2 separate regions of the Homo sapiens genome follow, and region 1 is linked to region 2. Evidence: read pairs that join two places in POLR2A ChIA-PET (ENCODE). Cell type or tissue: IMR-90. All regions are shown on one strand. Links, peaks and the distances in the headings refer to the core of each region. The heading gives the core; the rest is flanking DNA. Region 1 overlaps CSNK1A1 (casein kinase 1 alpha 1). Region 2 overlaps ARHGEF37 (Rho guanine nucleotide exchange factor 37).

Evidence for each region. Peaks named below come from ENCODE experiments on the same cell type or tissue, not always from the same donor. Only the 100,000 strongest peaks of a DNase experiment are listed, where the experiment ranks them.
Region 1: POLR2A ChIA-PET joins it to region 2 with 13 read pairs; 7 of 35 experiments call an interaction of 5 or more read pairs at or near these places.

What each region holds. Positions count from the first base shown.
Region 1 is chr5:149,523,487-149,539,731 of GRCh38, reverse strand. CSNK1A1 (casein kinase 1 alpha 1) reads left to right here. Exons shown (of 10, transcript NM_001892.6): 3 at 14,561-14,687. Among named protein-coding and RNA genes, the nearest start is that of CSNK1A1, 20 kb to the left of the region's middle. RefSeq lists an enhancer at 16,091-16,245. In IMR-90, for the core only: no CTCF peak of the experiment used is centred there; no DNase peak of the experiment used is centred there.
Region 2 is chr5:149,603,291-149,619,535 of GRCh38, reverse strand. ARHGEF37 (Rho guanine nucleotide exchange factor 37) reads right to left here. Exons shown (of 13, transcript NM_001001669.3): 4 at 9,841-9,988; 5 at 2,770-2,969; 6 at 1,230-1,360; 7 at 494-598. It also overlaps the pseudogene RNU6-588P. Among named protein-coding and RNA genes, the nearest start is that of ARHGEF37, 30 kb to the right of the region's middle. RefSeq lists enhancers at 1,178-1,447, 1,578-1,707, 2,578-2,647, 7,916-8,210, 13,143-13,282 and a silencer at 3,424-3,624. In IMR-90, for the core only: no CTCF peak of the experiment used is centred there; a DNase peak (open chromatin) is centred at 7,975; H3K27ac peaks cover 329 bases.

The DNA.
Region 1 (16,245 bases), core at 5,595-13,594, 81 kb after region 2:
AAAAAAAAAAGACAACTAATCCCTAACTGCAAGTATTTTGATTTAATTAAATTGGGATATGACGTAGGTATCATGATTTTTAAAAGCTCCCCAGGTGATTCTGATATGTAACAATTAATAATTGTTATTAATCCCCAAAATATAGTATATTAATAATTAATAACAATAATTTTTGCTTTGCTACTCACCCCCATCAACCCCCATCTTTTCCTAGAATTACAACCTAATAAGGCTATACTCTTTTCTTTCTTTTTTTTTTTTTTAAGAGTTGGGTTCTTGCTCGGCCGCCTAGGCCTGGAGTATAGTGGCTCAATCATAGCTTACTGCAGCCTTGAACTCCTGGGCTCCAGTGATCCTCCTATCTCAGCCTTCTAAGTAGCTGAGACTACAGGCATACACCACCATACTTGGCTAATTTTTATTTTTATTTTTTAGAAATAGAGTCTCACTGTGTTGCTCAGGCTGTAAGGCTGTGTTCTTAATTTATATATTTCCTCTTAGAATTAATTCAGGAAATCCTGTAATAGGCATCATGATACTGGAAAGTACCAGAAAGTACATATAATCCCATGTAATCAAATGCTTTGATTTCTGGAAAGTGTCTAAAATCGATGTATGAAACCATTTACCTCTTCACATGTTTCAGATGCATTCCTACAATAATGCATTCTAGAAACTCCTTGAAGGAGAGAACTGTCTTACTCATAGAGGTATCTTGTGTTTCTTATTGTGCCAAGTACAATAATGAAATTCTACTTTTATTATATATCTATATACATTTAATTTTTTCTTTTTCTTTTTTTTTTTTTGAGACGGAGTTTCGCTCTTGTTGCCCAAGCTGGAGTGCAATGGCACAATCTCGGCTCACCGCAACATCCGCCTCCTGGGTTCAAGTGATCCTCCTGCCTCAGCCTCCTGAGTAGCTGGGATTACAGGCATGCGCCATCACACTCGGCTAATTTTGTATTTTTAGTAGAGACGGGGTTTCTCCTTGTTGGCCAGGCTGGTCTCGAACTCCTGGTCTCAAGTGATCCAGCTGCCTTGGCCTCCCAAAGTGCTGGGATTACAGATGTGAGCCGCTGTGCCCAGCCATTCACTGTTAGGTTGAGTTTGGTTTTGTGTTTGGCTGTTTGCCCTTGATTGAAATTATTACCACCAAGCTGTACTTACAGAAATCCTAGTGTTCCCATTTTTGAACCTCCATAATATTATTTTTTATCCCTCTTAGAGAAGTGAGTGTTGTTAGCTTCTATTCTTCAAACGAGAGCTCTGATAGTTTGAGACTCTCTTGGTGAATTTAACATACAACACCTTGTACAGTACGTTGAAGAGAACAACCATTTCTTTCATTCAGTTGACATTCACCTGAGGGTACCTACCCTGTGCCAGTCACAGTTTAAGAAACTGGACAGCCGGGCGCGGTGGCTCATGCCTGTAATCCCAGCACATTGGGTGGCCGAGGCGGGCGGATCACCTGAGGTCGGGAGTTCGAGACCAGCCTGACCAACATGGAGAAACCCCGTCTCTACTAAAAATACAAAATTAGCTGGGCGTGGTGGCACATGCCTGTAATCCCAGCTACTAGGGAGGCTGAGGCAGGAGAATCGCTTGAACCTGGGAGGCGGAGGTTGCAGTGAGCCAGGATCGCGCCATTGCACTCCAGCCCGGGCAACAAGAGCGAAACTCCGTCTCAAAAAAAAAAAAAAAAAAAAAAAAACTGGGCACACTTCATTGAACAGACAATGATTTTGTGAGGCTTGCATTCTTTTTGAGCATCTGCTGTGAGCCTGGCATGTAATTGTGAATTTGTCTCCTGCTGAAAATTAGGAAGGATGTCTAAATCTCAAACTATGTGAGGACATAAATGTTTACTTAAGAGGGTAGCATATTGAGATGAGCCCCAAACAGTACCCTGAAACATTTAGAGATTGCCTTAGTTAATTGCAACAGTAGGACCCCGTTAAGACTATTCATGTGTATCCTTCTAAGTCAGCATTTTTCCAACCTCAGCTGTGTATAAATAATTACCACTTATAGAGTTTGTAAAAAATTCAGGTTACACTGCTCTACCATCAGATTTTTGTTTGACCAATTCTGGAGTGGGGACCAAGAGTTATTTTTTTTCTTTGTTTTGTTTTGTTTGTTTTTAATGTAATTACCACAAGGAATTTCTACTAAAGACCAGAGAACCACACTGAGAAATTCTGTGCTGAGGTTTTGGCACTCCATTGTATCAAGCTGTTGAGGGTAGTTAGTGAATTTTGCTGAGTGCTATGGCTGTTGTAGGAAATGGTATTGTCTTGGTTGTTGGCATTTTATCATTGTTGGTCAACTGTTTTTTGTTTGTTTTTCACTAGAGATGGAGTCTCACTCTGTCGCTCAGGCTGGAGTACAGTGGCACGATCTCGGCTCACTGCAACCTCTGCCTCCTGGGTTCAAGCGATTCTCCTGCCTCAGCTCCCTGAGTAGCTGGGATTACAGGCGCCCACTACTGCACCCGGCTAATTTTTGTATTTTTAGTAGAGATGGGGTTTCACCATGTTGGCCAGGCTGGTCTCAAACTCCTGACCTCAAGTGATCCACCTGCCTCAGCCTCCCAAAGTACTGGGATTACAGGTGTGAGCCACTGCACCTGGCCAGGCGACTGCTTTTTGTAATAAGAATAATAATCCCTTATTTATGTAATGCTTTGTAATTTATCAAGTGCTTTTACATAAACTCTCATAATTACCACAACACCTTTTGATAAATAAATAGGGTTATATTAAGAATCTTTGACCAGTGAGCAGAAATCACTTACACAGAGTCACAGAGCAAGAAAATAACAAGCCAGGACTAGAACCTATGTTTCTGGCTGCTGGTCCAGTATTCTTGGTACTATGTTACATATACTGTCAACTTAGCCAGCTTCCCATTCTTAAACCTAACTGCAGATTTACTGGACTACTTTTTAATGGTCTGGTCACTGAAGGACTTACTTTTATGAATATTACTTAGTGCTGTATTATTCAGGGTTGCACAGACTTGATAGCTATTCATGTATTTGAATAGCCATCTTTTCTTTCTTTGAGGTTGTATCATTCCTTTCTGGTAGCTTGTGTTGCTTCTTCCATTTTCCTTTTCCCCTTTGCTGTATGTTTGCAGCCCAGGCATTGTGTCCTTTCTTCTGTATTTGCTACGTAAAACAAACATATCAAACTTTGGAATGTTCATTGTTTTCTTTTTGTATTCATTTTCTCCACTAATGAAGATAATTTAATTTTGCCTTTTTGTATCGTTTTTGTCTACAGTTTCTTATCTAGAATACTTAGCTCTATCCATTTAAAGAGGATTTTCTAAGCAAATTAATTAATGCAAAGTAGGGGGAAGTGTTCCCTTCATCCAGTTATTTGTTCTCTTAGTATCTTCATACAGAAACATTGTCTGTAATACAAGTGCTAACTTATAGTGCAAAAATTACCCTAAAGAAAACCATTTGAGGCTGGGCACGGTGGCTCACTCCTGTAATCCTAGCACTTTGGGAGGCCGAGGTGGGCGAATCACCTGAGGTTGGTTGTTCCAGACCAGCCTGACCAACATGGAGAAACCCCATATCTACTAAAAATACAAAATTAGTCAGGCGTGGTGGCGCGTGCCTGTGATACCAGCTACTCAGGAGGCTGAGGCAGGAGAATCACTTGAACCCAGAAGGCAGAGATTGTGGTGAGCTGAGATCATGCCATTGTATTCCAGCCTGGGCAACGAGAGCAAAACTCTGTCTCAAAAAAAGAAAGAAAGCCATTTGGTGGCTGGGTGTGGTAGCTCACCCCTGTAATCTCAGCACGTTGGGAGGCTGAGGCGGGTGGATCACTTGAGGTCAGGAGTTTGAGACCAGTCCCCCCAACATGGCAAAACCCTGTCTCTACTCAAAACACACAGAAAAATTAGCTGAGTGTGGCAGCATGTGCCTGTAATCCCAGCTACTCAGGAGGCTGAGGCAGGAGAATCGCTTGAATCTGGGAGGCAGAGAGGTTGCAGTGAGCCGAGATTGTGCCAGTGCATTCCAGTCTGGGCAACAGTGAGACTCCATTTCAAAACAAAAACAAAGAAACAAACAAAAAGAAAGCCATTTGGTCTCTTAATAGTGTATTAGGAGATATTTTATAGGAGTGTGTTTGATTTCTTTTTTTCTTTCTGAAACTTTTTAATGTACATGTTATCCCTTTTTAAGGAGTGGAGGTAAGTCACTTGAGCCTTAAGAATTTGAGGTTTGAATTAGGGAGTTAGGAAGGGGGCCCAATTTTAGTATTTTACAAGTATGGTGGGTGGTAATGGCTTTGGACATGTTGAAATTAAGGTGAATGGCATATTGTGTTTTACTCTTGTGTAGTAAAGTTAGCAGCAAATACAGAACTGAGCCTAGGCCAGGGAACTGGGATTGGGGTTAGATCTAAGCAAGATCAGCATGTAAGTGATAGTGGAGAAAGTAAATTGAGAGGTGAGGACTCATCCCCTTGGTGGAAATTCGGAATTAATAAAGCAGGAGGAGAGTCAGGATAATGGGCTGTTGAATAAAGAAAGTAAGTTTTTAGGAAGAGGTAATGTGTATCCAAGAAGTAGGAAAGAAATGAGACTTAAAGCGTTTGGGGTTTGGCTGTGTTAGAGCTCAGTACCCAACAGGTGCTCAGTAAAGTAACTTGACTCAATGATTGGGTCTGAGGATAATCCGAAGAGGGAGTTAAGTATATAGAATTGAAAGGATAAGCAGAGGCCATATTTAGGAATTTTTTGATATATGAAACTCTTGCTTTTTTAGTAGGTAAGGGGCTTTTTTTTTTTTTTTTTTGGGAGACAAGGTCTCAGTGTCACCCAGGATGGAGTACAGTGGCTAGCCTCAACAGCCGAGGCTCAAGTGATCCTCCTGCCTCAGCTTCCTGGGGAGTACAGGCGCATGCCACCACGCCTGGCTAATTTTTTATTTTTCATAGAGAGACCGGGGTCTTTGTTGGCCTAGGCTAATCTCGAACCACCTGAGCTCAAGTGATCCTCCCATCTTGACCTCCCAAAGTGTTGGGATTACAGGTGTGAGCTATCGCATGGCTCCTTTAGTTTTTATAACAGAGAAATGACACAGTAAAACCATAGAGGGGTAACTGGAACTAGGAGAATATTTAAGAAGCTAATACAATAATCCAGGCATCTTTCAAAATTTAGCCCAGGTGCTAACATTTTTAGGAAGCCTTCTTTTTTTTTTTTTTTTTTTTTTTTTTGAGACAGAGTCTCGCTCTGTCGCCAGGCTGGAGTGCAATGGCGCCATCTCAGCTCACTGCAACCCCCGCCTCCCGGGTTCAAGCAATTCTTCTGCCTCAGCCTCCCGAGAGTAGCTGGGACTACAGGCGTGCGCCACCACGCCCAGCTAATTTTTGTGTTTTTAGTAGAGACGGGGTTTCACCATGTTGGCCAGGATGGTCTCGATCTCTCTTGACCTTGTGATTCGCCTGCCTTGGCCTCCCAAGGTGCTGGGATTACAGGTGTGAGCCACCGCGCCTGGCCAGAAGCCTTCTTTTTTATCTTCTAAGTAAATTGCTTATTCCTGTATTTTGTATTTATGGTTGCCTTTATATTACACTTGTCATCTACCAGTTCTTCATCAGCTTTATTGATATAATTTACCCACATAAAGGTTAACCTATTTAAGCTGTACAGTTTGTTTCTTAGTATATGTACAAAGTTGTACAACCATTACCATAATTCAAATTTAGAATATTTTCCTCATGCCAAAAATAAATCTTGAACCCATTGTCAGTCACTCCATTTCCCGTCAGCCCTAGGCAACTACTAATCTGCTTTTATATATTTGCCTATTAGAAAACATTTGATCAAGCTTTTGTAATTTGTGTTATGAAGACTATAAGTACATTTTCCACTTCCCAATGAAAAAGTGTATTTTAACATTTGTATCTCCCTGGACCTTCCAGTTCTCCACATGCTGTCCCTCAATACCACCACTATCAATGTTGGAGCAGTGATGACAAGAGCTGACAAAAGTTAGGTCATTTGTGATTTTTTTTTTTTTTGCAACTACGTCCCCGCTCAATTATTTGTGATCTTTGAAATAACACTTTGGGTATTACGGGGAAAATAACTATGTTACTGGGAACCAAGAAAAAATGAGAGTAAGATGCAAATATAAACCAGGTTTTCAAAAAATTACCTGAAGAAGAAAATAAGGTGATCTTACACACTATACCAACCTATGCTGTCACTTAGTTTCTTGTGAGCACCAGACTTCAGCCTGGTGCCAATCCACCCCTTAACCTGGGTCTCTGCCATCTGTCCTTTGAGAATCAACCTTACTTCCTCAGAGAAACTTTCCCTGATGCCTCCCTTAAAAAAAAAGATCAGATCCCCATAATTTGTGCCCCCACAATAGCACTCTTCTCTCCTTCATCATGGTGTTTATCACCCTTCCCCACTATAAGCCACGAAAGCAGCAATTATTTTGTTTTGTCTTGTTAGCTACTCTAAATATTGAATGGATAAATGAATAGTAACTTTGATAATGAACAGTGGTAAAGTTTTTTTTGTTTGTTTTTATAATTTTTGGAGTTAAGGAACATCTACATATCTTTGAAGGCAAAGGGCAAGGAACAAAGGTGGAGAATATGAAAATGTACGGTAATTCAAGGATCTTGGGGGTAATGTTGTAAGCAAAGGATTAGTAGTAACAAGGCAGCAAGAAGAGGGAAAACAAATCATCTTAGTTGACTACGTTATTGCTGAGCAAAACATACATGATTTTCAAATATTAGATCTTATTCTACAGGCTATTTATCTCAAAAGTTGGTTTGGAACAGGGGCTCTTAACCTGGTTCATAACCATATCCACCCCCCATGAGATCTATGTATTTAGACAGGTAAGGAAAATTACATTTTTATTTTCATGAGCTTCTCACTCAAATCTAGTATTTCTTTTTGATTTTAAGTGTAAGTAGGAAACCTCATGAGTTTTAGCAGAACCTTTGACTTTGTCACCAATAGAAATCACTGATTTTTGTGGGGGGTAGATGGAGTTTTGCTCTTACCGCCAGGCTGGAGTGCAATGGCGTGATCTTGGCTCACTGCATCTCCTGCCTCCCAGGTTCAAGTGATTCTCCTTAGCCTCCTGAGTAGCTGGGATTACAGGCGCCCAACGCCACGCCCGGCTGATATTTGCATATTTAGTAGAGATGGGGTTTCACCATGTTGGCCAGAGTGGTCTCAAACTCCTGACCTCAGGTGATCCATCTGCCTCGACCTCCCAAAGTGCTAGAATTGCAGGTGTGAGCCACTGCACCCAGCTAGAAATCGCAGATTTTTTTTTTTTTTAGACTAAGTCTCACTCTGTGGCCCAGGCTGGAGTGCAACAGTATGATCTCAGCATGAGCCACTCCGCCCGGCTGAAATCACAGGTATTTTATATCACATTATTGTTGCAGGTATCTTAAAATATAGTTTACACTCATTACTACATCAAAATTATAGCATTTATTAGACCTGCTCCTATATTTAATGCATTAATAAGCAGAGTGTAGGGCTGGGCACTGTGGCTCACACCAGTAATCCCAACATTTTAGGAGGCCAAGGCAGGCGGATCACGTGAGGCCAGGAGTTCAAAATCAGCCTGGCCAACATGGTGAAACCCTGTCTCTACTAAAAATACAAAAATCAGCCAGGAGTGGTCGCATATGCCTGTAATCCCAACAGGTGGATGAGGCATGAGAATCTCTTGAACCTGGGAGGCAGAGACTGTAGTGAACCAAGATCACACCATTGCACTCCAGCCTGGGCGACACAGTGAGATCCTGTCTCAAAAAATAATAATAATAAGGAGAGTATGTATATTACTATATCCCAAATTCCTTTTTTTTTTTTTTGAGATGGAGTCTTGCTGTCACCCAGGCTTGAGTGCAGTGGCATAAGCTCGGCCCACTGCAGCGTCTGCCTCCTGAGTAGCTGGGATTACAGGTCCCCACCACCATGTGCGGCTAATTTTTTGTTTTTTGTTTTTTTTTTTTTTGTATTTTTAGTAGAGACAGGGTTTTGCCATGTTGGCTAGGCTGGTCTCGAACTCCTGACCTCCAGCGATCCACCCACCTCAGCCTCCCAAAGTGCTGGGATTACAGGCTTGAGCCACTGCACCTGGCTCAAAATTGATTTTTTTTCTTTTTCTTTTCTTTCTTTCTTTTTTTTTTGAGACAGAGTTTTGTTCTTGTTGCCCAGGCAGGAGTGCAATAGCGTGATCTCGGCTCACTGCAACCTCGGCCTCCCGGGTTCAAGCAATTTTCCTGCCTCAGCCTTCCAAGTAGCTGGATTACAGGCATGTTAATTTTGTATTTTTATTAGAGATGGGATTTCTCCATGTTGGTTAGGCTGGTCTCGAATTGCCGACCTCAGGTGATCCGCCCTCCTTGGCCTCCCAAAGTGCTGGGATTACAGGCATGAGCCACTGTGCCTGGCCCCAAAATTGATTGTTTAGAAGTAATTTTATGCTAGTTCAATTTCGCTATAATTGATTTTCTTTATAATGCCTTGTATTTTATGCATTTAAAACATTCTGAGAAGAGATGTATGGGGAGAAGAGGTATCTGGTTTTGAGAATACATCTGTGTATAATGAATGGCAAATAGCTGTTAAGAATGGCATATACAAATATGAATGTATAGGAAAATTGAAAGGATTTTAGAGAAAAGGGAACAGAGTAGCTGAAACTTTTTTTTTTTGTTTATGTGTTCTTTTTTTTTTTTTGAGACAGAGTCTCGCTTTGTCATCCAGGCTGGAGTGCAATGGCGAGATCTCAGCTCATGGCAACCTCTGCTGCCTGGGTTCAAGCAATTCTCCTGTCTCAGCCTCCTGAGTAGGTGGGACTATAGGCGCCCACCACCATGCCCAGCTAATTTTTGTATTTTTAGTAGAGACGGGGTTTCACCATATTGGTCAGACTGGTCTCGAACTCCTGGCCTCATGATCCGCCCGCCTCGGCTTCCCAGAGTGCTGGGATTACAGGCGTGAGCCACCGCGCCTGGCCTGAGTAGCTGGAACTGTTAGCAGTAGTATCCTAAAGAGACAATTTGAGTTAGTTCTTACGGTTCAGCAAGATCTTGCTAGGCCAAATTCCTTTTCTGCTCCCATTAAAAAGGAGCATAAAGGTTGGATAATGATGGGCTGGCAAGAGACTAAGTTTGAGAGACAGTATCTTCAGGATATCTTGTAGGTGCTATTAAAATTGGATATATTATAGCACTGATTCAGTGTTGATACTTTTTAGTTGTTCACTGAAGACTCTGACATTAATAACCGAAAGATTGGCAAACGACTTTTTAACTTTTATAATTATTTGGCTTATTTGAACTAGGGATAAATAGATGCTTCCTGATGTCTTCACTTGGAGTGCAGGGAGTGTTTTTGCATTTCTTGTTTTGTTTTCCTTATCTGCCAAATCAAGCACTCCCTACACTGTTACAGCTTCTAATATGAGTTTTCATTATTTTACTCAGCAAATGTTTTGAGCATCTCTTGTGTATGCTGGGAATACAGATTGTGAACAAGACAAATATAATGATTGCCCCTAATTAAGTTAATAGTCTGAAGGGGAAGATCTACATTAAATTTTTTTTTTTACTGTTATTTTGTCCTGGTCATGGTGATGGAACTAACATATATTTGGGTAAAGTGCATATTACAATAATTACACTGATTTATTCTGGAATATTCTGGGTCTCATAGTAATACTTAAATATTTTTATATGAAAAATATGTATTTTTTTTCTCAAATACTCCCATTTTCATGAAGACATTTTTCAGAAAAAAGCAAACCCCTAGCTTGAAATCTCCGGCTATAGTATAACACTTCCTAATTGGTAACCATGTCATTGTCATTCCTTCCCCTGGTCCTCCATTTCCATATTGTATACTGATGCCAAGGCTAATAATTACTGATTTTAATTATGTCTCAGCCACAAACTGTAGTAATAGTTCACCCAATTATTTACAGCATGTAAAGCTCATAAGCCTTGCACTGAAGAACCTATACTGCAGCTTCAATCTATCTGCCACCTTGACTCTTCCCTTTATGACAGCCCATGCCCCAAAATGGTTTGCCCCTGCCTGGTAAGCCCTTTTCTGCCTTACTTATCAAAACACTGTTCATCCTTCAGGATCTGACTGGTAGCAGACTATTTTCCTAATACCTCTTTAGACAGATTTAGTTCTCATTGATCTTTTGTGTGAATCATGTTAGCATTTTTTGTCAGCCTCATTGACTTTTGCATGTATTGTCTTACATTTGTGCTTTTTGTGTATGTCTTAATTTTTAAATTGGATTTAATTTGGATATGCGTTTAGAGGAAAGGACATAAGAGCAGAGAGATAGACCTTGCCTTCTCTTGGCATTATCTTCAGACCTTAGATACTTTTTTTATGCTGTAAGTAAGTAATAATGGTTGTGTAAATTATGAACTCATTCTTCAGCCTAGTTTTAGGTAACACTGAAGTCTAAAGGTATAGATTTGAAACAAATGGAAAATGAGATCCCCGAACATTTTATCTTTTTAAAATTATTATTTTCACTTTCACCCATTAAATTACTTGATTTTTTTTAATGTTTCGTAACTTAGGAAGAATAAGGTCCAAATCAACTGGAATACTTTTTTTAGTCTCATAATTACCTGAGTACCTGCAATATGCACATCACTTTACCACTGTACACTTAGTAGCAACACGTCTTGTACTTAAAAATGTCTAAAGGTAAGACCTGTGTTTCTAGTTTGAAGGCCTAGAAAGTAAATGAGTGAGGTTTTTGTGTTGGTGTTTCAGACTATAAACTTAAATGGCCTCAGAGAATCGGGTTAGTGCTTGTTCATGACTCAGGTTCTGTGAAAAGGCTATTCAAATAAAAATAAAGCTGTAAGCTCTATCCTACCAGGTATAGAGACAAACACCAAAGTTACAGTAGATGAGTATTGTCAAGGGGTTAAGACTGTGGACACAAGCAATAGTTAATGGCTTTGGGAATTCTAGGAAATAGGAGACCAATGTGGGATAGGTGACATTAGGAAGATTTCTTTGGCATCTGGGTTTTAAGGTTGGGATTGAAGGTAGAGAAAAGCTCTCAGAATAGACGTGGGAAGCATGGAGGTGAAGGTAGAAACTAAGAATAAGTAAGATTGGAATAAGCAGAAGACCATTTCTGGTTCTGAATCTGTGTGTGATAATGTCTGAATGAGTTAGTCCAGATGGAAGAGCACAGATGGAGGGTGTGACGTTCTAGCTTTAGAGAATTAAGCTATATATTCCTTGAGACCAAAGGAAGTGTGAAAGATGTAAACTCCTGTCTCTTAGGTTTAAGGAGTTATAGTACCAGTCCATAGAAAAGAAAGTCCTAGCTGTTTTAGAACTGCATGGTTGCTCCACAAGGTAAAATGCCTTTGAGACGCTTATTTTTTTTTAGCTATTTTCAAGGAAGTATTTAATCCTCCTGACTTTGAGAATAGTGAATATGTCTTGTGTTCATAAATTTAAGCAAGGATGAAGAATGCCCAATAATGTGTGTGTGTTTTAAGTGTGCTTCTCAATTCATCTAATTCTTCCCAGTTTCTAACTATTAAGGGAGTTAGAGGCTTACATGCAGGTGATTTTGTTAGAGGCTTACTTTGCAGATGATTTCTTTATGAAATCATGTTAATTGCATGAAAATATAAAGTCTGAATTTGTGCCTTTTACATTTCAGGTTTGTGTTTGGGCTTAGATGGATGGTTATAACATTTGCTTGTTTTTTGTAGTTTTACATCTGAGCCATCAGTGGAAACCTGTCTAGAGCTGAGACTTGGTCTTATAAATAAGAGTTGATTTATGCCTTCCCTTTTGCCTATTTGACTTTTTGCGCCTTCTTACTTCCTTAGCTCTTTCTGGATTTGGTGTTCTCGTTTTCTTAAAAGCCTAGGTAAATTATATTTATATTAAACAAGTGTTGAACGTTTGTAATGGTAGGTTCGTGACAGATCTCTAGTCCAGATTTGCCTATCACATAAAAAGGAAGAGGGAAAATAACAAAAGAAAATAAAATGAGGAAAAGGGAAAGGAGAACCCAGCTTATTTGCTTTATCACTTACCTTTTAATACTGTTATTTATGTATTACCCAAAGCATCACTGTGAGCTTCTTTCAAGTAAATGTTTCAGCGAATGTGAAAGGTGTTGAATTCCCATAGGGAGAATAAAGAGTGGAAGAGGGAAAATAACAGCAGCTTTAGTATGCTGTTTTAAGCAATAAGGACAAAACTGGCTCTTCTGGCCGGGTGTGGTGGCTCAAACCTGTAATCCCAGGACTTTGGGAGGCCAAGAGGTGGATCAGCTGAGGTCAGGAATTCGAGACCAGCCTGGCCAACATTGTGAAACGCCGTCACTACTAAAAATACAAAAATTAGCTGGGCGTGGTGGCAGGCGCCTATAATCCCAGCTACTTGGGAGGCTGAGGCATGAGAAGCACTTGAACCTGGGAGGCAGAGGTTGCAGTGAGCCAAGATCGCACCACTGCACTCGAGCCTGTCGGACAGAGCAAGAGACTGTGTCTCAAAAAAAAAAAAATGGCTCTTTTGCTGTCACGTTGACACATTTGTTTCCTAGCCTAGTGGGCAAGACCTCTAGAAAGTTAAGCAGAACTTTTCCCTTACTGGGTTATCTTTTTCTGCAAAGAGGATGTGGAAATGGATTTGATTTTGTGTGCTTGGCAGTTATCCATGTGTCAGGTTTGGGAAGTAGTTCTCAAGAACAACTGAAGCAAAAGTCGTAGGAAGGAACTGAACTTTTTGGCTTATAATCCTCTTAGGATCTCTTACTCTCAACATAAGATTCTAGGGAGCATATTTATTATACCTGACTATGAGACCTATCTGAATAGATCTGAAATTAAAGCTGACTGATTTGAGGCTCCCCCCCCTTTCTCAGGTGCTATGCCTGAAATTTCTGCAGTTTTGGTAGATGCCATCAAGGGTTAATGGGTGCCCAGGACCACTAGTTAGAATAGACTCTTTTCTTAAAGAAGAGCCACAAGAGTAGCACATCTGTATAGTTATCTTTGCATTTTCTAGAAAAATATTCTTAAAAGATTAAATCCTCATACTCTAGTTTTAATATTGATTTTCTTGAATCATTGGCATTTATCAGCAAAGCAGGAAATGGCACTAAACAGTTTCCTACTTGACTGATACTTGTTATAATTTTGACACAGATTTTAGTTTTCTTAAAAAGCTGGTGAGGTACAGTGGTTCAACTTGTAATCCCAGTGCTTTGGGAGGCTGAGGCAGGAGGATCGCTTGAGTCCAGAAGTTAGAGACTAGCCTGGGCAACGTAGGGAGACTCTGCCTTTACAAGAAATTTGAAAGACCATGTCTCTACCAAAAACTTTTTTAAAATTTAGCTGGGCATGATGGCACGCCTGTGGTCCCAGCTACTTGGGAAGCTGAAATAGGAGGATTGCTTGAGACCAGAAGGTCAAAGGCTGCAGGAGTTGTGATTTGCCACTGCACCCCAGCCTGGCAACAGAGCGAGACCTTGTCTAAAAATAAATGAATAAATAAATAAATAGATAAATAAGGAGGAAGGAAGGGAAAGGAAGAAAAGCCTGTTCTCCCCTTTTGAATATTTTTAAAACATAAGCTTTCCAGATATGGTAAATTTTGGGATTGGTTCTTATTGGAGTTAACAAAGAAATGACTGCAGTTTAAGCTTTAAAATAACTTTTTAAACAAAATTTTAAGTATCACCTGATTTTCTTAGCAGAATTTAATATCTAGAAAAGTTTGAAAGAAAAGTGGTAGTGCTTATTTTAAGGAAAGTACTCTTACCAGAATCATAGGCATCAAAATTTGAAATAATTTATTGCAGTGATTTTCAGTCCTTGGGATAAATGAAATTGGCAGTTGATACTTCTTATTAGGGACACATTGTATACAGTAATACAGCCCAGGATAATTAAAACATGATTCCAGTTAAAAGCAAATAAATGTCATTACCTTGTGTTATATGGGTTATTTTCTGTGATCTGAAGCCAAGGAAAAATGTGACTCCTTTTTGAATAAGGACAAGTAATTATTGATTAAATGCAATTTGGTAGGAACTGGAATCGAAGTTCAGATAAAAGAAATCTTTGCTTTCTGAAACATTTTGGAATGACTGATAGAGTCATCTTCATTTCTTCAGTTACAAAGTAAATTCAGGTGAGATTAAGGAATTTGGTAAAGGCCATAGGAATCAGTGGCCAGTGGGTATAAAATTCAGCTGCCCTGGTAACAGGAGTGTTAAGGCTACTATGCATGTCCTATCTATATAGGAGAATGGAGTTGCATGACAGGGAAAAAAAAAAGTCTCATTACCCTTGTTTTGTCTTTGGGCCTTGTAGTTAATTAGTGGGTTTGTCTTCTGAGTAGGGGAACATTCGCCTTATATAATACCTAGTCAGTGAAAGAAAACTATATTATTCTTAGGGTTGATGATATTAAGTAATAGCTTTTTGTAATATCCTCTCTTCTCCTTTTGTTTCGTTAGGTGGTATGGTCAGGAAAAAGACTACAATGTACTAGTCATGGATCTTCTGGGACCTAGCCTCGAAGACCTCTTCAATTTCTGTTCAAGAAGGTTCACAATGAAAACTGTACTTATGTTAGCTGACCAGGTATGTGAAATTTTGATTAGAATATAAACTGAGACTAGTACTGTTGACTGGAATTTCATTATTCATAAATCAGAGTATTAAAATCCTGTGCATCACTATTTAACCTTAGCATAGGCAGAAAAAAAATAATAATGTGACTTGTAGATATTTTCCTATGGGAATAAGACAAAACCTGGAATTATCTTGGTTTCTTACTCATCTGTAGACTAGTAGTTTTCAATCTGCTCCTTCAGATGAAGTTTTAGTGTCATATGTAGCAGGTTATTGTAAGATTTTGTTTGGAGAGTTTAGAGTGTATGTATGCATATAATTGTTGATAAATGTTTATTGACATTTTGGTTAAATTAAGCAAAATTGAATATTATGTATTATGTGTGGGACTCTTAGAAAAGCTATATTTTTGAGGATAAAAAGGTCCTGAAGTAATATAAGGAAGAATTTTTTGACCAAGTAGATGCTGCTTGGAGTAATGGATTCTCAACCATTTGTGTTACTTAAGACCTAGGAAATTTTGGTGATGTCATGAATTAGATTGATGCATTGGCTGTAGGTTAGATTAAATGGTTTTTACAGCCAAAGTTTGGATATTTCGATCTTAAGAAATGAGAAAGATGAGTAAGGAACAAACCTTAAGGGAAAAGATAATACATTAAGGTAATGATTGGTAAATATCAAGACATGTATAATTTTTTGTTTTGATCAGTATTTGTTACCTTTAAGGGCAGGAAAATGCTGGAAATGCTTTAAGTTAAACTCAGTGTGCTTATAAAAATACTATGAAGAGAATGACATTTAAAAATATAATGGAGGGTTTGTGACAGCTCTCTAGTCCAGATTTGCCTATCACATAAAAAGGAAGAGGGAAAATAACAGAAGAAAATAAAATGAGGAAAAGGGAAAGGAGAACACAGGTTATTTGTTTTATCACTTACCTTTATTTACTTTATCACTTACCTTTTAATACTATTATTTATGTATTACCCAAAGCATCACTGTGAGCTTCTTTCAAGTAAATGTCATAAAGTAAAATGAGATAAACAGACATGGTATTTGAGGTGGAATTTTAGTAAGTTTGTAAATTCAGAGGGATGAAGAGAAGTAGGTTAATGGGCACAAAAATACAGTTAGGAGGAATAAGTTCTAGTATTACATAGTATAGTAGGGAAATTATAGTTAACAATAGCTTATCGTTTATTTCAAAATAGCTAGAAGAGTAGAATTGTAATGTTCCTAACACAAAATATAAATGTTTGAAGTAATGGATATCCCAACTACCCTGATTTGATAATTACACATTGTATACATGTAACAAAATATCACACATACCCCATAAATATATACAACTATTATAGATCAATGAAAAAACTTTGTCTATAATTCCAAGGATTAGAAAGTAGTGCCCATTTTCTGTAATCAGCACCTGATACTCCCCAAGCTTCTTAACCTTAAAAGTACTCAGTGGCTCAAGCAAATGTGAGCAAATTGTGATATTTGTGGCACAAAACAAACTCAAGCATTAAAAGGTTAAAAGTGGCGCGGCACACTGGCTCACGCCTGT
Region 2 (16,245 bases), core at 4,311-12,310:
GGAATAGCTGCTCCTTTAGATTTGATTCATGTATTCATTCATTCAGCCCTTCAAATTCCAAATATTATTTTATATTTAAGTTCACTGAAAAGTCTCATAAACAGCCTGTTAGACACTAGGCTCCTATTGCATTGGATTGCCTGTTACCTGCACACTTCACTCAGTAGCATTACCTGCCTGGCCCCTTTAGGCACCTGTTTGTCTCCCCTGCTCTAGGTGCTGGTCTGGCAGAGTTGCTCTGCGGGGCTCTGCTTCCAGTGAATTTTGGCCCTATGTGGTAGGAACTCCAATGGGCTCGGAGCTGCCCCCAGTATAATGGCCTGGGGCTGAGGAGTGCTGGCCAGCATTCTCCAGAAGAGATGAGACAGGATGACCTCATCTGGTTGGTTTCTGAGGCTGGTGCCTTTCCCAGCTTGTAGGCTGGGCCCTGCAAGCCTCCTGCCAGGGGAACCCAGCCCAGACTCGCCCTTTATGAACCCTGCAGTGTCCTCACCTGCAGATTGTCCAGGTAAGCAGCCACGTTGTTCTTCAGCTCAGTCACACACAGAGACACCCACTGGAACCTCTCTTCTAAATCATCAAATTCCTTGTCTTCTGTCTGAAAGTAATGTGTGTGAGGGTTGAGAATATCCACATGGGGGCAGTGTACACCGGCTTCAGTGTTCCAGGTCCTCACTGGGACAACCTTTCCACAGACTCGCCCACCAGAGCTGGTTCTCGCAACCCCAAAGCTGAGAGGGTGGTGTAGCTCAGTGGTTTTACATTCAGAGCATGGAATCGGATACACAAGCATGAGCCCCAGTTCATTGGCTTCCTAGCCGTGTGACTCTGGACAAGGGTTTTACCCTCTCGGAGTTTCTGTTTTCTCATGGGGATAGTGGGAACACTTATTTCATTGTGTGAGCATGCTTGGTTTCAGAGCAGGCACTCCACCAACCTGTGCTGCTAGAAGTAGCTATTTAGGGCTGGTCCTTTGCCCAAACCCAGAGACCAGCTCTCCTATCTGTGTAAATAGGCCCCAAAGAGAGTGGCCCAAGACACTGGAGAAACCCCTCCACTGGCTCTTCAGAATCAAGTGGGGTGCCACCTCTGCCTCTTCCCAGCACCTCAATCTCTCAGCCTCCATTGCCTCAGTTCTGAAAGGAGCCTAAGTCCCCTGTCTACCCACTGTGCAGGGCCTGGCCTTGGGGGTGGCTGGATGTGACTCTTCCTCCCAGGCGCACGCTCACCCTGGGGATCAGCCCCGCCTCCTGCTTCAGCAGCTGGCTCAGCCGGGTGGTCTTCTTGGAGAGGGTGTGTGTGTTGATGCGGGCCAGCCGCTCCCGGAGGGTCAGCTGCTCTACCTTGGTGTACTTGGAGGCTGCAACGACAGAGAAGAGGGGAAGCACGGTGATCAAGCCAACTCAGGAAAGTGGATGTCACGGACATGCCCGGCTGGGCACCTGCTTGGGCCCTCTGCTCCATCAGGGTCACATTCATGAGGTTAGTGAGTCACACAGGAAAAGCATAGGGTCCTCTGTCTGAGGTGTGAGCCCTGGCTGAAGAGCTTCCTGCCTGCTTGACTTTGGGAAGTCACCACTCCTTGGGGCCTCAGTTTCCTCATCTGTAAAATGGGACCAGCCACCTCGCAGGATTGCTGGGAGAGTCACCTAAGACAGAGGGTCTGAATGAACTTCCTAAAGAAGAACCCATGGAGGAGAGATTTGCCTGGGGTCCCTCAGCCACTTTGAGCCAGGCCAGCTGGGAGCCACGCTTCCCGGTCCTGACTCAGTGCTTCCTACTGATCTGTCGTAGGATGGAGAAGCAGGTGGGGAGGAAATCCAAAGCTGCTAAATATAGTATAGCATGGTGGTGAAGACTCCAGGCCTGAGTTTGAAACCTGGCTCTGTCCCTTACCAGTTCTGCGACAGGAAGCAAGTGATGCATGCTCTCATTTTACCTGACTGTGAAATGGGGCTAACAGGGCCAACCTCAGAGGGTTAGTGCAAAGACCAAATATGACAATGAAGGAAAAAGCATGGCACAGCTAGCCCTTAGTAAACATTAGCTGAATTGCCATTTTTATGTTGTCTCAGTCATGTAATTGAGTTTCTCTTAACTTGAGACACTGTTTCGTTTTCCAAACCTTTCTGTTTTAATAACCTGAGAGGCAGGCTCCCCAGATATATGCACAGCTCTTTACCTCCCCACTATTGATTTCTCCTCCACAGTGTGGCAGTCATGTGGTTTGGATGAGATTGATCTCACTTTAGCTCAAGGGGTGGATTGCTGACTGATACAAGCCAATTTATATAATTCCAAACCCCTGGCAACAGTGATTAATTCAAAGAAGGGCACATAACCCAGACCTAAGCCAATCAGTTCATGATGCCCTAACTTTGGTGATTAGTTCAAGGTAAGCACATGACCCAGGTGGGTCCTATCAAAGAGAAACTTTGACTTAATTTTTGTGGCTAAGGGGGAAAAAACCCTGCCTTACCCGGGTAAGTGTGGTGTGCAGCTGTGAGTCTTGGAACAGCCACAACTTACTATTATGAGGCAAGCCAGCCTGAAGATGAAGCTGATACAGAGTAAAGAGCAGAGACAAGGGAGTTACAGGGAACTGGAGCCAGCACCCTGATCGAACCCTACCTAAAGCTTGCATTACCTCTGGATTTATAGTTACATAAGCCACTACATTCTCTTTACTGGTGAAGCAGATTTTAGATAAATTTTCTGTAACTGGAAGCATTCCTACTAATGTGTCCCCTTAAATGCCCAAGTCCTTACCCACTTCCTTGCGCATCTTGTACTCATTGATATTGGTGTTCACGTCCTGGAGGGCAGAGACAGCCCTCTGAAGGACAGGATAGGCACTGGCATCAGGGACTGTGTTCTCCAGGATTTTCTGCAGCAGCAGTGGGTACCTGGTGATCCTCTGCAGAGGAATTACCAGCAAGAAACTGAGGCCTGAAGATCCAGCTTGCGGCCTGAGGGAGAAGGCTGGTATTAGGCAGGTAAATCCCACCCTCTGGAGGACCAGGGGGCCTGGGCTGTAGTCCTCACTCTACCATTTAGCTCACTGTGTGATCTCAGGCAAGTCACCCCCTCTCTGCGATCCTCCAGTTCCTCATCTGTAACTTGTGAGTTCTAGATGTTAGGCAGGCAGTGACGGTTCTGGGCCTTGGTTTCCCATCTGTCCCAAATCCAATGTTCAAGCTCTCTGCCCTCAGCTTGCTCGGCCTCTCCACAGCAGACACGACTGACTACACCCTTGCTCTTGAAACACTTTCTTCTTTTGGCTCCAGAGACACCCTCTGTCCTGCTTCTCCTCATACTCTGCAAGCAGCTCTCTCAGCCTCCTCTGCTGGCCTCTCTCCAATGCCGGAGTGCCCTGGGTGTCCTCTCCTCCCTCTCTCTCCACTTTCTCTTAGTGACCTCATTTGGTCCTATGGCTTTAAACACATCCCAAGCCCAGATCTCCACTTCCAACTTCTGTTCCAGAGCTCCAGACTGACACATACAACTAGATCCTTGACATCTCTGCTCAGATATGTCCCGAGCGCAGCTCAACTCTGTGTTGTGTATCCACATGATATCTTATTTAATAGAATGGTCTGCTGCCTTAAAGAAATGTTCGTGTTTTTTTGTTTTGTTTTGTTTTTTGAGACAGAGTCTCACTCTGTCACCAGGCTGGAGTGCAGTGGTGCGATCTCGGCTCACTGCAACCTCTGCCTCCCAGGTTCAAGTGGTTCTCCTGCCTCAGCCTCCCGAGTAGCTGGGATTACAGGTGCACACCACCACGCCCAGCTGATTTTTTTTTATTTTTAGTAGAGACGGGGTTTCACCATGTTGGCCAGGATGGTCTCAATCTCTTGACCTTGTGATTTGCCCGCCTCGGCCTCCCAAAGTGCTGGAATTACAGGTGTGAGCCACCACACCCGACCAAAAAAAATGTTCTTAAAATCACGGGAACTTAATTTTTAGAGATTTATTTAAAGTATTTAGGGGTAAAAAGTCATAATATCTATAATTTCCTTCAAATTAGCATAAAAATAGATAAAGCAAACAGCAAAATGTTAACACTTGTTAATTTTAGGTGGTGGGTATGTATCTATCACATTATAGTATTTTTCTATAGTTTTGAAACTTTTTATGAAAAAAAGTTAAAAAAAATGATTGCTTGAGGCCAGGAGTTCAAGACCAGCCTGGGCAACATAGCATGACCTCTGCTTCAAAAAAAAAAAAAAATTAACTAGGCATGGTGGTGGCTACTCAGGAGGCTAAGGCAGGAGGATTGCTTAAGCCCAGGAGTACGAGGATACACTGAGCTATGATCATGCCACTGTACTCCAGCCTGGGCAACAAAGCAAGACCTCATCTTTTTAAAAAAAGTGAAAACAAAAAAAACTCTGGAACTAATGGTGCCAAGGTCCCTTCCAGATACACCACTGATGCATGGATGACTAGTTATAGTCTCCTTCTTAAGGATGTCTGGAATTTCATCCAGAGTCCCCAAGTCAATAGCATCCGGGAAGGGGCTCCACAGTCTTTTCTTGATTATGACCAGTAGCCCCTAGGCCCAGATTGGAGAAAGCCACAAAGGTTTCAAATCTCAGCCATCTAAGTGTGCCTTCTCCTTGAAGACTCAACCAATGCTGCTCAGGAACTTTCTCTGGGCCCTCCCTGATGATACTCGTGCCTCTGGCTCTCCTTCCTTAGGAAAATCTCCAGACCAAATGTCCAGGAAAGATCAGCCATGAAGCTAAGAATAGGCAGAGCAGGTGGGAGCCCCTCAGAAGCTGCAGGGGGCAGGATTACCCATCAGGAGACGCCTACGCTGGTCATCTGCTCTCACCAAGGGTGTCCTGGGGCTTGGCTGACTGTGGGCAGGGGAGGTGGAAACCACTGCCAGGTATTTGCAAGACTCCATCCTCTGGACTTCCTTTCCATGGGAAAGAGCCAAGTGTCTCCTGGGGACAACTATCGCCTCACAAATTAGAGAGCAAGGGGTCCTGGAAGAGATGACCGCGTACTTTCCTTACAATCATGAAGGAATTACCAAAGAATGAGGGCATCCGCTCACATTTACAGACTTTCTAAGGTAATTTGGACAATACTTTTTTATGCAGCTTTTCAGATAGGCAACAGAAATTGAAAGATGATACACAGAGCTGGGTGAGTGTGGAAAAACAGGTCTTTGTACATTCTCTTGGTGGGAGTATCAACTGGCAAGATCTTGGAGAGGCAGAGGAGTTTGGCAATTTGTAAAGGGTACAAACCCTTTCTTCCATCAATCCCATCCTAGAAATATACCCACAAAAATCCAAACCCAAGTGAGCAAAGATAAAGGTACAAGTTGTTCAGTGACTCTATTTGAGTTAGTAAATAATTGGAAACAACCCAAATATGCTTCAATAGAGGAATGGCCAATAAACCATAGTCTAAGAACAGTCCAGGAAAGAAACTCTGCAGCCATTAAAAAAAACACTGTGCTGGGCGCAGTGGCTCATGCTTGTAATCCTAGCCCTTTGGGAAGCCAAGGTGGGCAGATTTCTTGAGTCCAGGAGTTGGAGACCAGCCTGGGCAACATAGAGAAACCCTGTCTCTACAAAAATACAAAAAATGAGTCAGGTGTGGTGGCACACACCTGTAGTCCAAACTACTCAGGAGGCTGAGGTAGGAGGATCCCCTGAGCCTGGGAGGTCAAGGCTGCAGTGAGCTGAGATTACACCACTGTACTCCAGCCTGGGTGACAGAGTGAGACCTTGTCTCAAAAAAAAAAAAAAAAAGAAAACACTGTAGAAATATCAATATCCATGCTGTCCTGAAAAGATATTCATTACTATGGTTAAGCATAAATGTAAGTTCTAGAACAGCATGTATAGAAGCAGCCTCATAAAAATTCTATCAGACGGGCGCCGTGGCTCACGCCTGTAATCCCAGCACTTTGGGAGGTCAAGACTGGCAGATCACGAGGTCAAGAAATCAAGACGATCCTGGCCAACATGGTGAAACCCTGTCTGTACTAAAAATACAAAAATTAGCCGGGCGTGGTGGCGCACTCCTGTAGTCCCAGCTACTCGGGAGGCTGAGGAAGGAGAATCGCTTGAACCCCGGAGGCAGAGGTTGCAGTGAGCTGAGATTGCACCACTGCACTCCAGCCTGAGTGACAGAGCAAAACTCCGTCTCAAAAAAAAAAAAAAATTCTATCTATCTAACCATCTATCTGTCTGTCCATCTATGTGTCTCTCTATCTATAAATATACAGTAGAAAATTTGGATGGAAAACATTACTAGTGGAATGGATTTTTACTTTTTACTTTATATACTTGTGTTATTGGAACTTTCCTTTTGTTCAATAAGCATATGTTGCTTTTATATTTAAAACAAACACACCTAGCTGATAAAGGAAAACAAAGAAGGTTATCTGCCTTCTCCAAACTCTGCTGCCTCAGCCATCATTCTGGAATTGCAGTGCTTTGTGCTGGACGGGCCCACCTCTGCAAGGCCGCCTTTTCCACCCTGACAGCTCTACCATTAGGACAGTCCTACCTAGGGCAGAGCTTCCTGCCCACTGCAAAGGTGAGTTTTTTTATTCCCTTGGCTCTCAGATGGGAAGAGTTGCCTTAAAAGACAGAATGAACATCCTACCCAAATAAAGGGTGGGGTCAGCGTGCATTTTGGAATCCCAAGGAATCTAATAACCTGGTGCCATCTATCATAGCAGACTGAGAAAGAACTAGTTATGGCTGGCGTGGTGATTATTATTGGCCAGGCTCTGGAAAGTAATGCCGCAGGCATTTAACGGGCAGGGACAGGACCAGGTACACTGGATGTCTTGCAAGGACAGTCCTGAACTACAGAGAATTGTTCCATGTCTCATATGTCCCCCTGAACATTCAGAAACTGAACAAAGGCCTCGAAATGTGTTACACTTCTAAGAACCTAAATATGTTTGTCACACTTGGACTCTATCCAGTCATATATCATAATACTGGGAATTACTATGACACTATCTTTTATAAATCCCAATTTCAACGGTGTTATTTCCTTCTTTCTCTTATCATAAATAAGAAAGTCAGGTTTAGGCCAGGCGCCATGGCTCACGCCTGTAATCCCAGCACTCTGGGAGGCCGAGGTGGGCGGATCACGAGGTCAGGAGATGGAGACCATCCTGGCTAACACGGTGAAACCCCATCTCTACTAAAAATACAAAAAATTAGCCGGGCGTGGTGGCCGGCGCCTGTAGTCCCAGCTACTCGGGAGGCTGAGGCAGGAGAATGGCGTGAACCCGGGAGACGGAGGTTGCAGTGGGCCGAGATCGCGCCACTGCACTCCAGCCTGGGCGACAGAGCGAGACTCCATCTCAAAAAAAAGAGAAAGTCAGGTTTATTGTCACTGTCAGTTGCTATTCTAGGGTAAACACATTCTGTGCCCTTTCATTTTTCTGTACTTTTTGTACAGAACAGCTTCAGATATCTCTTTCTTTAAATCCAAACTTATTTATTACAAGTAGCTGCAAGCATCTGATGGCTTCCTTATATCTTTTAGTAGTGGTGTCCAAGCATATGCACACTAAACTATATAGCATTTTATTGGAAATTATTTTCCTTTTATTTCTCCTTTCTTAGTGAAGCCATTATACTGATTTTTTTCAGTTACATATATAGGTAGAAGAGATATATTTATTTATACATATATTTCAGGATATGTCTTAGGATAGTAAATGTATGTAATATTTGTTATAACAAGGGAGCATGGCACTGATAAAATTGAGAACTACAGTGTGGTCTCAGAGAAAATAGAATCCCTGCCTAGCCGAGATAACTATAATACGTGAGATTCATTGAGTGTCACTCGTGTGCAATGAATCAATGCCCCATGCGGGGCTGTTATTCCTCCCACCTTACACATAAGGAAACTAGATCCTGAGACATAAGATGGCTCTCTCATGGCCAGGGGCCAAGCCACATCCACCACCATGGAGCTCGGCTACAGAGCCCATGAGCAAAGCCCAGCTGGCCTGGCTAGGAAAGACCAAAGTGCAGAGGATGTAATAAACAGCAGCCTCTGAGCAAACTAGGGCTCCCACACACAGTGTTTATTAAATGTCTGAGCTAGATGCCAGCACTGAACTCTTGAGAGATGTTACATCTAAGTTTCTGGCGTCTCTTAAAAAAGCAGAGGCTCTGGCCACAACAGACCCTCATTTCTACATGGCAGCTGAGGCAGATGGTTTGCAAAAACATCACTGCTATTATTCCTCCCCCAATCTCTACAAGCCTTTGTCACTATGAAGCTCCTGCTACCAAGAAATGCAGTTTATTTCCCCACCCCTTGAGTATGGGCTGGCCTTAGGACTTCATTTGAATGACAATGTGCCAGTTCCCAGCTAAGACCTCTAGATGCCAAGCCCTCCCCACAGCCCTTAGAACCATGAGACCATGATGTGAATAAGCTAGCAGGCGGGAAGAGGAGAGACCATAGGACCACAGGTGAGGCAGCTCATGTGTCCCAGATACATGAAAAAACCCAGCCAGGATCAGCAAAGCTGACCTGCAGGTGACTGCAGATATTTGAGGGTGCTAATGATTCCAGGAGAACATTTACTGAGTACACCTAAATTGCTAATATGCAGAAGTATGAGCTAAATAAATGTTTGTTTCAAGCCACTACATTTTGGGGGTGATTTGTTATCTAGCAAAAGCCACTTGATAGCAGCAATTAGCTAAGGCTGTCCTGCAGCTGCACGCTACACAGGGTCTGTTGTCTCTAGTGTGCGCAGCCTCCACTTCTCCCTTTTATCTCATCTCTGGCACCTTGCTTCCCTTTATATCTGTAAACTGTAGAAATATATTTTGTGACTCTTGCAGAAGCCTGTTTGTAAGACCCATGAAGGATGAATAAAAAGGGAAAATGAATACAGTTTTTTTGGGAGCAGAGAGGGGCTAGGACACGGGTTCTTGAAAAGGAGACTTTAGGCCTGGCATGGTGGCTCACGCCTGTTGTCCCAGCACTGTAGATATTTTTTACTGTAAAAAATACAGCCAGCCAGATATTTTTTACTGTAAAAATTTTGATGTTTTAAAGTTTTTTAATCTTATAATCACGTTACCCATTCGAAAATTTAAATTCGAATACATATTCTCTACATTTTTCTACCTGAGGCTTCTACCCATTGGTGCTAATTCTAAGCTATGAGTCCACCACGGACTGGTGATACTCTCCCTTTTCCATGTGGCAGGACTTCAGCCACCGGTAGAGAGGGAGCCTCAGGTGATACACACCTGCTTCTTATCACTATGGGAACACATGGGTCCCACCATCTCACTGCCCTTTCCTGTGCTTCTCATGAGCACTGTTCCCAAACGTTTCCGCTTCTCCAACCCTGGACATGTGGTAGGATGGCATGCCCTGCCTCCTGGCTGTTGAATGAAGCTATGATTAGTCCTGGCCAATGAATTACGAGAAGTGATTAATATTATTTCTGGCCCACAGCATTCAATTGCCAGCATTAGACTCTCCAGAGCTCTTTTTACTTAAGCCACAGTTACTGGCAATATTCCAGACAGTGGCTGCTGTGAGTTTGGGTGCCGAAGTGAGGATGACAAAGAGCAGAACCCCAAGTCAGCCTTCAGTGGAGCATAAGGAAGACATAAACCTTTGTTGTTTGAAACCACTGAGATGTGGGAGCTGTTTGTCTCTGTGGCACAGCCTGCCCTATCCTGACTAACACAGGCTCTGACAGAGCAACACTCGTGAAGCAGCACGAATGGCATGAAAAAGGGGTGAGACCATAGCTGCTCCTGAACCGGGTCAGTGGGGTAGGAGCGAGTGCTCACTGGCCGTTCTACTCACACCACCGCCTCAACGATGCCCTGGATGTGCCGCTGCAGCTCCGGCTCCTTCCGGTACGTGTCCACCAGTAGCAAGGCCTGGTCGTAGCTGGCACAGTAGACCTTATAGACTTGCTCCAACTCCTCTTGGAATTCCAGAAATATGTTACCTGAGAGTGAAGACGCAACAAGGGGTCGTCAAGGGCATGTCTGTGTGTCCCCTAGCTTGGAACAGGGAGGCAGTAAGTAAACCCCTCCAGCTCTCCAGTGAGATTGCTGGGTTTACCAGCATGTCACCATGGGCAAATGACCTCATCTTCCTGACTTTCTGTTTTTTTCATCTTTTCACAAGGTTGTTCTGAGGATTGAGTGACAGAATGATATACATCTTAGGCTAGGAAACTGTGAGCACTTACTAAATGGTAGCTATAGTCATACCAGGAATATTAATAATGCTCACATTTGGACAGTGCTTTATAGTACACAAAATACACTCAACCATTAGCTTGTTTTTTTGTTTTTTTGTTTCTTTTGAGATAGAGTCTTGCTCTTGTCCCCCAGGCTGGAGTGTGGTGGCGCAATCTCTACTCACTGCAACCTCTGCCTCCCAGGTTCATGCCATTCTCTGCCTCAGCCTCCTGAGTAGCTGGGATTACAGGCTCATGCTACCATGCCTGGCTAATTTTTGTATGTTTAGTGGAGATGGGGTTTCACCATGTTGGCCAGGCTGGTCTTGAATTCCTGACCTCAGGTGACCCACCCACCTCGGCCTCCCAAAGTGCTGGGATTACAGCTGTGAGCCACCACTCCTGGCCACTCATTTTATCTTTATAATTAAAGATAAAATGTGTGGCAAGCACAACAAATCCCCAATTTACAAAGACATGCTACAGCATAACACAACTGGTTACAGTGTGAGCTTGGATTCCAGGGAACTAGGGACAGATCTCCAGCAACCCTTCCCCAGTTGTGTAACCTGAGGCAAGTGTTTCACTCCTCTAGCTCTCTATTTTCTCATCTATGGAATGCAAATAGAAACAGTACTTACTGCCGGGTGTGGTGGGTCACGCCTATAATCCCAGCACTTTGCAGGCCAAGACGGGTGGATCACGAGGTCAGGAGTTCCAGACCAGCCTGGCTAACATGGTAAAACCCTGCCTTTACTAAAAATACAAAAATTAGCCGGGTGTGATGGTGTGCCCTTGTAGTCCCAGCTACTCTTGGGAGGCTGAGGGAGGAGAATTGCTTGAACCTGGGAGGCGGAGGTTGCAGTGAGCTGAGATCGCGCCACTGCACTCCAGCCTGCACAACAGAGCAAGACACCATCTCAAAAAAAAAAAAATTTGTTTGCATATTTGTTATTTTTAATCGCCATCCTCATATGTCATATTACATATGTAATATATTTATTATATATGTCATATTACATATGTAATATATTTATTATATATGTCAGGCCTCTGAGCACAAGCTAAGCCATCATATCCCCAGTGACCTGCACGTATACATCCAGATGGCCTGAAGCAACTGAAGATCCACAGAAGTGAAAATAGCTTAACTGATGACATTCCACCATTGTGATTTGTTTCTGCCCCACCCTAACTGATCAATGTTTTTTATAATCTCCCCCATCCTTAAGAGGTTTCTTTAGGCCGGGCCCGGTGGCTCATGCCTGTAATCCCAGCACTGTGGGAGGCCCAGATGGGTGGATCACAAGATCAGGAGATTGAGACCATCCTGGCTAACACAATGAAATCCCGTCTCTACTAAAAATACAAAAAAAATTTGCCAGGCATGGTGGCGGGCACCTGTAGTCCCAGCTACTCGGGAGGCTGAGGCAGGAGAATGGCGTGAACCCAGGAGGCGGAGCTTGCAGTAAGCTGAGATCGTGCCACTGCACTCACTCCAGCCTGGGTGACAGAGCAAGACTCCATCTCAAAAAAAAAAAAAAAAAAAAAAAAAGAAGTTTCTTTATAATTCTCCCCACCGTTGAGAATGTACTTTGTGAGATCCACCCCCTGCCCCCAAAACATTGCTCTTAACTCCACCGCCTATCCCAAAACCTGTAAGAACCAATGATAATCCCACCACCCTTTGCTGACTCCTTTTTCGGACTCAGCCCGCCTGCACCCAGGTGAAATAAAGAGCCTTGTTGCTCACACAAATCCTGTTTGGTGGTCTCTTCACATGGATGCGTGAGACAATACACATATGATAAGTGCCATGAATTAAAACGGAGCCAAATAAAGAGTTAGAAAATGGTGGGGGATGTACTTGGGGAAGGCCTTTCGCAAGATGTGAATGTCTACCAGAGAGGCAGAGGTAACTAGTCCTGGGAACAAGCAAGGGAAGAGCAGCACCAAGTATTAGGGAAGGACACCTGCAGAGGCCCTGAGGCAGGACAGTGCTGGCCACAAGGGCAACAGCAAGAAGGCAAGTGTGGCTGGAGTAGGTGAACAAGGGCATAAAGTAGAGGAAATAAATCTCCAGGTGGATGGTGTCAAAAAATAAAACAGGTTGGGTGCTATGGCTCATGCCTGAAATCCCAGCATTCTGGGAGGCCAAGGCGGGTGGATCACTTGAGGCCAGGAGTTTGAGACCAGCCTGGCCAACATAGCGAAACCCCGTCTCTACTAAAAAAATACAAAAATTAGCCAGGAGTGGTGGCAGGTGCCTCAGGAGGCTGAGGCAGGAGAACTGCTTGAACCCTGGAGGCAGAGGTAGCAGTGAGCTGAGATTGCACCACTGCACTCCAGCCTGGGCGACAGAGCAAGACTGTCTCAAAAAATCAATTAATTAAAAAATAAAAATAAAGTAGAGGAAATAAGCAGGAAACAGAAGCCAGATCATGTAGGGTCTTAAAGTAAGTGGAGTGCAGTAAGGGATTCAGGTTTTATTCTGATGGTTGCAGGAAGCAACTGGAGGCCTTTGAGCAACGGTGACATGATCTGATTTCTGCTTAAAAGGATCACACTGGTGCTCAATTTTAGCATCATATACGCTAAAGTTGGAACAATATAGAGATTAGCATGGCGCCTCTGCAAAAATGACATGCAAATTTGCGAAGCGTTCCATACTTTCAAATCAGAAACTAATGAGATTAGTTACCTACAGAGGGTGGACGGACTTGAGAGGAAGTGGTGAGGGTGAAGAAAAATATATTAACCACAAGAAGGCAGGTGGGGAACCAGGGACCACAGGAAGCCCAGCTGACCCTACTGCCTGCCAAAGCCATGGGCTAGACCTGTGACCCAGACAAGGTCTGTGTTGGGACACATCAGCTGGTGGCCAGAGGTGCATGGTCCAGTTCTCAGCAAAGATCCCCATGGGGAGATCGCAGTCCCAGGGCCTACCCTTTCCCGGTGTTGGTTCAGCTGATGCCTAGCAAGAACTCCCAGGAGAAGCCCCTAGAGCCAGACAGAACATGACCACCCGAAACTGCAGCCAGGAAGAAGCTGTGTGAGAGAGAGATCAGCCAACTGCAGAGACGGCCTGGCTAAGAGATAGCTTGGGTGTGGCCGTGAAACCTAGGCCGGTTCCCACAGTCTCCTCAACATGGGTGTGTCCTCAGAAATGAGACAGACATGCCAAGGAAACTGTGTCATACCAGTGTGGCCAGAGGCAAGGGTGTTTCAGTAACTAAAGGATGGAGGAAAGTGAACTCCCACAGAACAGAGTGGTCCAAAGAGGCAAGAATGGCAATTACACCAAAGGAAAGGCTTGTTTCCTCCCTGCTTGTCCTTCTCCAGTCACAGATTAGCAAACAATTTATTCCTAGCATAAAAGGGGATACTCATCTCTAGCTGGGATTAGTTGGAAAGGAGAGAAAGGGAGGCAGCATGGTCAAGACCTAGGGCTCTAGAAGAGCTGGGTTCAAATACTAACTCTGCCTGGTCAAGCTGTGTGACCTTGGGAATGTTACTTAGCCTCTCTGAGCCTCAGAGACGTTTTTGGTAAAATGGAGGTTATTAATAATAATCAACAAGTAACGATGTTATGAGAACTCAAAGAGCTCCTTCAGGTTAAGTACTTGGCATCATTGTTGGCACAGAGATGGATACTATTTTCATGATCATTTTAAGGTGGCAGTAACTGGGACTCAGAAAGGAAAGAGCTTGTGGGTGGCAGGGACTTGTTAGTCAGATTCCAAAGCTCCTGCGGTAACCTAGACCTTCAATGCTCAAATACAGTAGTCACCAGCCACACGTGGCTATTGGGCACTTGAAATATGATGAACCCCAAATGCGATGTGCTGTCAGTGTAAAAGATACTGGATTTCAAAGACTTCATACAAAACAAAAGTAATGAATGATGAATGTTTATACTGATTACATGTTAAAATATTATTTTGGATCTATTGAGTTAAATAAAAGATATCATTAAAATTAATTCCAGTTGCTTCTTTAATTTTCTTAATGTAGCTACTTGAAAATTTAAAAAATTTGCAGCTAACGTTATATTTCTTTTTTTCTTTTCTTTTTTTTTTTTTTTGAGATGCAGTCTTGCTCTGTTGCCCAGGCTGCAGTGCAGTGGCACAATCTCGGCTCACTGCCACCTCCACCTCCTGGGTTCAAGCAATTCTCCTGCCACAGCCTCCCAAGTAGCTGAGATTACAGGCACCCACCAACACGCCCGACTAATTTTTGTATTTTTAGTAGAGGTGGGGTTTCACTATGTTGGCCAAGCTGGTCTCGAACTCCTGACCTCAGGTGATCTATCTGCCTCAGCCTCCCAAAGTGCTGGGATTACAGGCGTGAGCCACCATGCCCAGTCTCCCAAAAATCTTTCAAAATGCTGTTGCTGGGCCAAGAGTTTGCAACCAGCCTGGCCAACATGGCGAAACCCAGTCTCTACTAAAAATACAAAAATTAGCCGGGCGTGGTGGCGCACGCCTGTAATCCCAGCTACCTGGCAGGCTGAGACATGAGAATCGCTTGAACCCAGGAGGCAGAGGTTGCAGTGAGCTAAGATTGCACCACTGTACTCCAGCCTGGGCGACAGAGAGAGATTCTGTCTCAAAAAAAAAAAAAAAAAAAAAAAATGGTGTTGCTGCCTTACTGGGAAAAGGGCTCTCCTTGCATAGCAAGGCCTAGGGGCTAGAAGGGGAATAGAGAGACAGCAGGCAAGAGCCAGAGCAGCCTGGCCTGGCACACAGTTGCACTGAGGAGAAGAAAAGCCATGTGGGTTATTTGGGCCTCTTTTTGGCAACCACAAGAGACAAGGGATGAGGAGGATATTTTCTGCAGACTCTGTAAAGGCCAGGGAACAGGACTGCCAAAGTTGCAGGGGAGAGAGGAATACAGGATGCTCTGTTAAATTTGAATTTTAGATAAACAATGAATAATTTTTTAGCGTAAGTAAGTCCCATGCAACATTTGGGATATACTTATACTAAAAAATTATTCATTGTTTATCTGAAATACAAATTTAACTGATCATCCCATATTTTAACTGGAAACCCTACAGTGAAGCAGTGAGGGCAGTCCATGGACCTATCACCAGGTGTGATCAGGAGACGAAGTAACATTTTGGCTCTGTGGCTCCAGCACAAAGGCAGACTGAGAAATGAAGACCTTTACAAGGAACCTCACCAAACCTCAAACATGTAGCTATAGAAGAGCCCGAGCTCAAAGTCCTTAGACCCTTAGAATGTTTTCAGCCTGAGGCTATATCAATTTCCATTCAAATAAGTGTTAATTATTAACCAAAATAATGATCAAATGATAAAAGAGAAGTACCTGTGAGAACATCTATAGGTACTTTTTAAATTTTTTTTATTTTTGAGACAGAGTCTCACTCTGTCACCCAGGCTGGAGTACACTGGCACGATCTCAGCTCCCTGCAACCTCCGCCTCCCGGGTTCAAGCGATTCTCGTGCCTCAGACTCCTGCATAGCTGGGATTACAAGTGTGTGCCACCACATCTGGCTAATTTTTGTATTTTTAGTAGAGACGGGGTTTCACCATGTTGGCCTGGGTGATCTCGAACTCTTGACCTCAGGTGATTTGCCCACCTTAGCTTCCCAAAGTGCTGGGATTATAGGGATGAGTCACCATGGCTGGCCTACAGGTGCTTTTTAAAATCTTGTTCTTTAATTTTGCATTCCTTTATCATTTGTAGGGAATAGTAACTCACATTGCTATTTTACTAAAGAACTATATTTTCAGAGGAATGATAAACACACAGTATACAGGCTTTAAGTCTCACCTTCTACCATGCAGAAGCAATTCAGTGTAGCAGTTAAGAGCTCTGACTCTCAGGGCCAACTACCTGCATTCAAATCCTGGCTCTGCCCCTAGCTGCGTGACTAAGCAGGTTATTGCCTCTCTCTGTGCCAAAGATTCCTCAACTGTAAAATGAGATAATGGTATCTACATTTCAGGGTTATTTTGAGATGAAGTGAATTAATATATGTACATAAGAACAG